Regions from separate parts of the Mus musculus genome. Here all the other regions are linked to region 1. Evidence: chromatin loops called from intact Hi-C (ENCODE). Cell type or tissue: heart. All regions are shown on one strand.

Evidence for each region. A loop is a pair of places that touch in the nucleus more often than their neighbours do. Peaks named below come from ENCODE experiments on the same cell type or tissue, not always from the same donor. Only the 100,000 strongest peaks of a DNase experiment are listed, where the experiment ranks them.
Region 2: a loop joins it to region 1, with 3 times the contacts of the local background. A loop is called at or near these places in 7 of 42 quality-filtered maps.
Region 3: it touches region 1 in a loop (4-fold over the local background); 14 of 42 quality-filtered maps call a loop at or near these places.

What each region holds. Positions count from the first base shown.
Region 1 is chr4:15,265,650-15,268,149 of GRCm38, forward strand. Tmem64 (transmembrane protein 64) reads left to right here and starts at 171. Exons shown (of 3, transcript NM_181401.3): 1 at 171-1,100. The coding sequence starts at 303. Gm51436 (a long non-coding RNA gene) reads left to right here and starts at 1,108. Exons shown (of 2, transcript XR_003955370.1): 1 at 1,108-2,500. In heart, a CTCF peak has its summit at 1,060 (motif pointing right); a DNase peak (open chromatin) is centred at 52; H3K4me3 peaks cover 2,500 bases; H3K27ac peaks cover 1,800 bases.
Region 2 is chr4:16,166,553-16,169,052 of GRCm38, forward strand. All of the region lies in intron 1 of A530072M11Rik (RIKEN cDNA gene A530072M11), which reads left to right. Among named protein-coding and RNA genes, the nearest start is that of A530072M11Rik, 3.7 kb to the left of the region's middle. In heart, a CTCF peak has its summit at 1,130 (motif pointing right); no DNase peak of the experiment used is centred here.
Region 3 is chr4:14,825,290-14,827,789 of GRCm38, forward strand. It overlaps Otud6b (OTU domain containing 6B), which reads right to left and starts at 1,124. Exons shown (of 7, transcript NM_152812.4): 1 at 1,002-1,124; 2 at 210-364. The coding sequence starts at 1,083. In heart, CTCF peaks have their summits at 1,207 and 2,178 (motif pointing left); a DNase peak (open chromatin) is centred at 1,282; H3K4me3 peaks cover 1,890 bases; H3K27ac peaks cover 1,558 bases.

The DNA.
Region 1 (2,500 bases):
CCACTCATCCGCAGCACCAGCCGGGCGTCACGGGGGCGTGACCGACCACCCAGCTATGTCTCCGCCCCCTCTGCGCGTGCCCCGCCCCTCGGGCCCAAGGGGGCGGGCTCTGCGGGCGCGGGGTCCAGACTCGACCGACTCCCGGCGGGACCGCGTCTCGACCGCCGCTGCCGCCCTTCTCCGGCCGTTCCCTCCCCGCGAGAGGACGCAGGGAGCCGAGGCCTGGCGTGCGGGGTGCCATGGAAGGCCGCAGGCGGGGGGACGCGGCGGGAGTGGAGACACTGGCCGGCTGAGGCCGAGGCATGCGGAACCCCGGTGGGAGCCTGCCCCACACGCTGCCCCGGGCCTTGCAGCACGCCGGTCGGACGGGAGTCGTGGAGCAGCCGGGCCGCTGGGCACCGGAGCGGACAGCGGGAGGGGACCGCTCGGAGGACCGCCTTCCCCGCGGGGGCGGGGCCAGCGCGGCGGCGGCTGCTGCTGCGGCGGCGGCCTCGGGCGCCCTGCTCGGCGCCTATCTGGAGCGCCACGGTCTGCCCGCGGCCTCGGACTTGCCGGCGCCGGCCGGGGCGTTGGCAGGCGGCCCCGGGAGCGGCGGCGGCGTGGTGGTCGGGGTGGCCGAGGTGAGAAACTGGCGCTGCTGCTGCCTCGGCAGCACCTGTTGGTGCCGGAGCCTCGTGCTGGTGTGCGTGCTGGCCGCCCTGTGCTTCGCTTCCCTGGCCCTGGTCCGCCGCTACCTGCAGCACCTCCTGCTCTGGGTGGAGAGCCTCGACTCGCTGCTCGGTGTCCTGCTCTTCGTCGTGGGCTTCATCGTGGTCTCCTTCCCCTGCGGTTGGGGCTACATCGTGCTTAATGTGGCGGCCGGCTACCTGTACGGCTTCGTGCTAGGCATGGGGCTCATGGTGGTGGGCGTCCTCATTGGCACCTTTATCGCTCATGTGGTCTGCAAGCGGCTACTCACCGCCTGGGTGGCTGCCAGGATCCAGAACAGCGACAAGCTGAGCGCCGTTATCCGCGTCGTGGAGGGAGGAAGCGGCCTGAAGGTGGTGGCGCTGGCCCGGCTGACTCCCATACCTTTTGGGCTTCAGAATGCAGTGTTTTCGGTAAGTGGGGTCCCCCTGGCCCCTCCTTCTCGTGCTCTCTCCAAATTTGTCTTTTAGAGGCCTTGTGACCACCCTAGGAGGCGCTCTGTATGACAGAAGAGTCATTGACATTTTTATGGCACCCTGAAAAAAATTACACTACAAATTCATATAACACAGCCCCTTGGAAGACCTGATAAAGAACTATCCCCCCCCCCCCCCCCCGTGCGTGTGTTTGTGTATGAGTTTGATAAAAAAAAAGTACTTTGGTAGCTCTTGAGCCATAAAGCTTTGTGACTTGACTTCCCCAGCTTTCTCTCTGCCCTGCATAAATGCAGCAGGGTTCAGATTCAGGTTTCTGGTTATATTGGAGCATGGATCGCTTTTGTTTTTAACAGTGGAGGAGGAGACAGCAGTAGACCCCAAGTTCTTGGAGTTTCCTAAATTTGTAGTAAGCTTCTTAAAAGTAGTTTGCTGTCTTGGAAAAGCTGAGAATCCTGTTTATCTTTGTTTAGAACTCTATTTGAAGTCACCTGGGTGGTTCATAAAAACAAAATGAGCACCGGCTCTTCTTACACACATTATCTAAAGACTCTTGCACTTATGGTCAGAGGTTTAGTTTATTCTGTGTAGGCTTCTATAGCGAGGATGCACCTGAGTTAAAGGTATAAATCATTGCTGGTGAGGTGGCAACCACTTGATGGGAACTTTATGGCCTTAGGACAAATTATGAAACCTAATCCGACTATGTTTTGTTTTCTAGCCCAGGCTATCCTAGAACTCACTGAGTAGCTCAGGCTGACCCTAGACTGGCAGTGATTCTCCTGCCTCAACCTCCCTTAGTGCTGTATTACAAACATGAATCCCCATGCCCAGCTTTGACTTTCCAGAAAAAAGACTGAATGGGTTTCCCACATTCAGTGATTGCACATTAGAGTTCATACCTGAGATTCCCAGGTATGCACCCGTCAACTGAAAGGAAACTGCATGTATTGAGAGATAGCAGTAAGTTTGGCCTCAGCCTTTCTCAGCTTTTATTGTTTCATGTTGTGAAATATGAACATAAACTTTGATCAGCCTTATAATAGATCAGCTGTACCAAGGCTTGGAAATATGATGGAGGATTAGGAGCATGTATAGTTTTAATTCTGGTGGTGTGATCTGTCTCTGGCACAACCTGCATCTTTTCTTGTCTACATAGTATGTGACAACTGCTATTCTAGGCTCTCTCCAGGTATCTTCCATTCTTCAGCTGGTACACATGACTTCCAATAGTTGTTGCCTACAACAGATGAGAAGACTATGCTGGTAGTCTGCTGTCCTGTCTTAGGCGTCTGCTGACCTTGGCTAAGGTGTCTTGTTCTTTCTGCACCTTAATTTGTTTGCAAAGTGAGGAAAGTATTGGGCCTGGCCTGTTAGGC
Region 2 (2,500 bases), 900 kb after region 1:
AGGCTCCTGGGTTGGGGGTCAGCCTGTGGGCCTATGGTATCTAGTAGGACGCTCCAATAATAAAGAATAGATATTTAATACCAAGATAGCCATGCATAGAGGGACAACAGAGTGAAGATACAGGAACAAAGGCAACTGCAGTAAATCAAAAAATGACTGAAGTTACCACAGGCTAGGAGAGAGGAATTTAACCGATTATCCCTCATGGCTCTCAGAAGGAAAATTTCTGTAAACACTGAATCTGTTTTCCTTGTCTAATTTTGCTGATTCAAAATTGCTTTTCTGTCACTGTGACCCATTCCTTGAGAAAGTCTACCTGAAGGAAGAAGAGTTTATTTTGCCTTGTGGTTTCAGAGCTATGGTTCATGGTTGGTAGTACCACTGCTTTTGGGGTCCAACGAGCCAGGACGTTATGGCAGGGATCCTGTGTAGTGCAAACCTGTTCACTAGGAAGTATAGAGAAAAATGGAAGGAGAGGGACACTCTTTATCTTTCACAGACAGCATACTGGCAATGTCTGCAGTGGCCTGCTTTCTTTAAGTAGGGCCATGATTTCTATGAACCCCTTCATTATAAGCTGATCAATAGATTATCAATAAGTGAAGCAAGCCTCATGATCTAGCCACCTCTCTGTAGTGCTACCAGCTGGGAAGTAAGCCTTTAATGCATGGGCTTTTGGAAGGCCGCTTCATACACAAACCGCAAATTGTTAGTAGAATTGTAAAATATGTATTTTTTTCAAATTGTTTTAGATTATTCAGAATCATATCTTGGAATTCCATGTGACATTTTGTTTGTATCAATAGCTTTTAATAAATTGCTGAGTGGTACTGCACAGTGTGGGCATACTATAGTTATTTAATCATATATCCATCGAAGAACATTTTAGGTCATCATCATCATTATCATCATTATTATTAATTACTTTTGCTTTTTGAGACAGGGTCTCTCTACATAGCTCTGGCTCTTCTGGAACTCACTATGTAGTTCCCGGCTGGCCTTGAACTCACAGAAATCCAACTACCTTGCCTCCTAAGTGCTGGAATTGAATGTGTTTGCCATCACAGTTGGCCAAAATTCCTAATTTAATTTATTTTTCTGTGTATTTCTGTACACCATGCTTGGTACCCACAGAAGCCAGAAGAGGGAGTACCTTCTGGAGTTACGGATAGCTGTGAGTTGCCGTCGGACGCAGGGAATGTTCCTCTGTAAGAACAGCCAGTGCTCTTTAACTGCTGAACAATCTCTCTAGCCCAACAGTGTCATAGGAAAAAGCTGACTATAAGGTTAGAACGATAGGTCAGAATACCAATGAATCACTCCTTTGTTGATCTCCATATACTCTCAAAGCAGGGAAATATAAGATAGAATTAGCTGAGGTAACCGTGTTTAATAATTTCTTCTTGATAAATGAAAAATCTTTCTAAATGCAACTATATTTTAGTCCTCAAATTATGTTTGGCTTATTATGGTAAAGAATACAGAGAAGATAATTTACTTCAAAATCCCCTTATTTTGATGAATAGAAAAGGGAGATAAACAGTACTGAATACCCACTATTTCATTAGTACATTTAGTTGCCTATAAATACTAGAAACATGTGATTTTTAAATGTGTCTTAAATAGGTATGGTGTATGGCATTCAGTTGATATTAAGAGGTGTGCAAATGAAAATTGGACCTGCCTGGTAATGCATAACTCCAGCCCAATACTCCAAGGCAACACATCTAATAGACATTTAATATACTGTTATCCCAAGTGCTGGAAGTAATAATAAGAATACAAATGTTGTCTCTGCATTCAAAATGCTTTGACTGTCCTAGGAAAGATCAGATGCCAGAACATGCTCACAAGGTCGTGTTTTGCTGAAAGTTCAGGCTTCTCCTTTCAACATCAGGAAAAAACCATGGACAGATTAAGAAAAGTGGCCTTCATAGTGATAGTGTGAATTTCCAGAAGTGACAGTTTGTGAGCTGCAGGGTTGGGATGTTGGAGCACATGTATTGGGCTCAGAGTCCATTTTCTTTCTGGGAACTGCTTTCATTCGATGATAATCTGTTTTCACTTTCACTTTGTACAGTGTCTAATGAGAGAAATAGAGTGACTAGGGGAATTCCCACATGCAAAAAGATGGTGCTGGACAAAGAATCATTAGTACAAAATTTTCCTGGGAATTTCCATTTTCCTGTGGGATTTTATTTGGCAGGTTTCTCGAAATGTGCAGGAACGTACATATAACTAGTTGGCTAGTCTAAATCTAGGAATTTCAGTGCCTGAATTTAACAGAATAGTTTGCTTTTCTATTTTTTTTTCCATAGCTCAAAAATCACGTTCCCTGTCATTCCAAAGTTATAAGCAAGACATGCTGAGTTATACTACCTTTTAAGGCACAGTGATTTTCTCTTTAGGAAGCCAGTCTGTGAAAGAGGATGTGAGCTTAGTACCCTTTTAAAGATCCTGTTTGGGGCAGAGACAGGACTGTGGACAATAGGCAAAGCTG
Region 3 (2,500 bases), 440 kb before region 1:
TTAAAGTTCAAGGTTTAGCCTCTGCTCCAAATCCACATGGGTGACAGCCTAGACTACAAGGCACTCTGTCTAAAAAAACTAATGTCGAGGAAATGTGATGTGTGACTGTATGACTCGATTTCAGAATTTTGAGACCGTATTCAATAAGCAGTTCAACACACTCAGACAGCTGTTTGCTCGGGCTCAGAGACAAGCTTCGCTCCCCATACCTTACTGTCCTTGAAAGTCAATTGCTTCAATTGCTCCAGTTCTTCCCTGTGTTTTTGCTCCATTTCTCTTTCCAATTTAGCAACATCTTCCGTGAGCTGCTTCCTCCTCTTTTTGTCGTTTTTGGGAACAGCGTTCTTCATTCCCTGAATTTTGGCTAAAAAAAGTCATCAAAACAGCCGTGTCAGAGCCCCCGGACCAAAAAGCGAAAAGCAGTTAAGAGGGTGGGAAGAGGTACAATTATAGAATGTAAAGTAATTATAGAAGCAATTAATCATGACACAACAATCAGCTACGGAGAAAGGTCCGGATGAGGCTTGCGACCCAACGTAAACACAATCTCGAATTTGTTTGGTTTGACAGGGCAAAACCAAGGTTAAAAAACTATACTAAGGTAAAACTTCTGCCTTTTAAATATCTTTCTCTGTGACCGACAAGCCAAGGAGAAGCAATTCAGACCACACCACTAAGGCCAGGCGTCGGGATCGGGGGCAGGAATGGGAAGGGAGGAAGAGGAGGTCCAAGACTTTGGTCTCCAGGCACATCACTCAGCAGCAGCACGTGCACCGGACCCGCTAGGGGTCCACGGCAGGTCGCACACGGGGACATCTCCGGGGACTGCAAATAAGGGGGTCGAGGGAATGGGGAAAGCTGGAGAAGACTGATCAAAAGTTATCTGAGGGAAAGCCTAGACGGATCCAGGACGTGTGCCCGTCCAGGTACCAGAGGACACACTCCACGCTCCCAGCCTTGGGTGTGGACGCCTCTTACATTCCCAGCCCCTTTCCCGTCACCTTGCAGCTCCTTCTTCTCCTTCCGATGCCTTCTCACCAGCTGCTCCTCATCATCGAGCTCTTCAGCCACGACCTCCTCCATGACGACCAGGCGGCCCGGCACCCGCGCTGAAGGAGATCCGCACCTCAGGAGGGCCAGCACCTCCCACTCCTCAACCCTCACCCGGGGCGCCATTGGCCGCCGGGAAGGCCCAGCCCCGCCTCAAGGCGGCTCCGGATCCAGGTCTAACCACTGAAACCGGGAGACGCCGACATGGGCTAGGGCGCCTGCGCGCTCGGACCGCTCTGGGCGGCGCGCCGGAAGCTGGGATTGTGCGATTAAGGACGCGCCCGGCGCTGGAGCAACCGCAGCACAAAGCTACGCGCCAGGCGATTGGCCCTGACGGGGCGCACGGAGATGACATCACGGACGTTCTTTCGCACAGCTTTCAATTTGTGCTTTAGAACGCTCCGTAGTTGTCCTCTTTGCCAAAACATGTTGAAAAGATTTTTTTTTTAATTTTAATAAAAGCGTGGTTTGTTTTCAATGAGGATCTTTACGTTATATTAGTCATACACTAGGGAATGGTTTGTTTTTTGTTTTTTTACAATGTGGTAAAAGGGGAAACGCTAAGTAAGGAATGCCTACTCTTGAAATAAGTGATGAAAGAGATAAAAAAGGACTAAGCTTAGTAAAGTCCATTTGCTAAATTCAGTTGTAAAACGATTAACAGTGATGTCAGGGTGTTTTGAAGATTTGAGGCAAGATTTAACAAATGTAACTCGTGTGCCACAAAAACAAATTAGCAAAGGCAAACAAGAATGCTCACGGAATGGTGGCAGGAGTGGAAGACTCAGAGTGTTGGTCCAGTAAAATTTAAAAAAAAAAAAAAATCTCTATTTAGGGCTGATTGTGGTTGTGTAGGCCTTTAATCCCAGCACTTAGGAGGCAGGCAGGCAGATCTCTGTGAGTTTGAGGCCAGCCTGTCTACATAGGGAGTTCCAGGATGTCCAGAGAGTTACATAGGTGAGACCCTGTCTCAAAAGTCGATAGACAGGGGCTGGCGAGATGGCTCAGTGGATAAGAGCGCCAACTGCTCTTCTGAAGGTCCCGAGTTCAAATCCTAGCAACCACATGGTGGCTCACAACCATCCATAGCGAAATATGATGCCCTCTTCTGGAGTGTCTGAAGACAGCTACAATGTACTTTCATATAATAAATAAATAGATCTTAAAAAAAATAGATAGACAAACATATTCTTTTTTATATATAAATGCCTGAGACAGAACAAAACAAATGAAGTTGAAATAATATTTCTGGAAATAATTGAAAACTTATTTCCAGAGATGAATAATGAACTGCACCTACAACTGTATAAACCTGTAAGGGGTTGTATTAGTCAGGGTTCTCTAGAGTCACAGAACCTATGGAAAGTCTCTATATAGCAAGGGAATTTATTGATGACTTGCGGTCTGTAGCCCAAACTCCCCAACAATGGTGAGCAGCAGCTGTGAATGG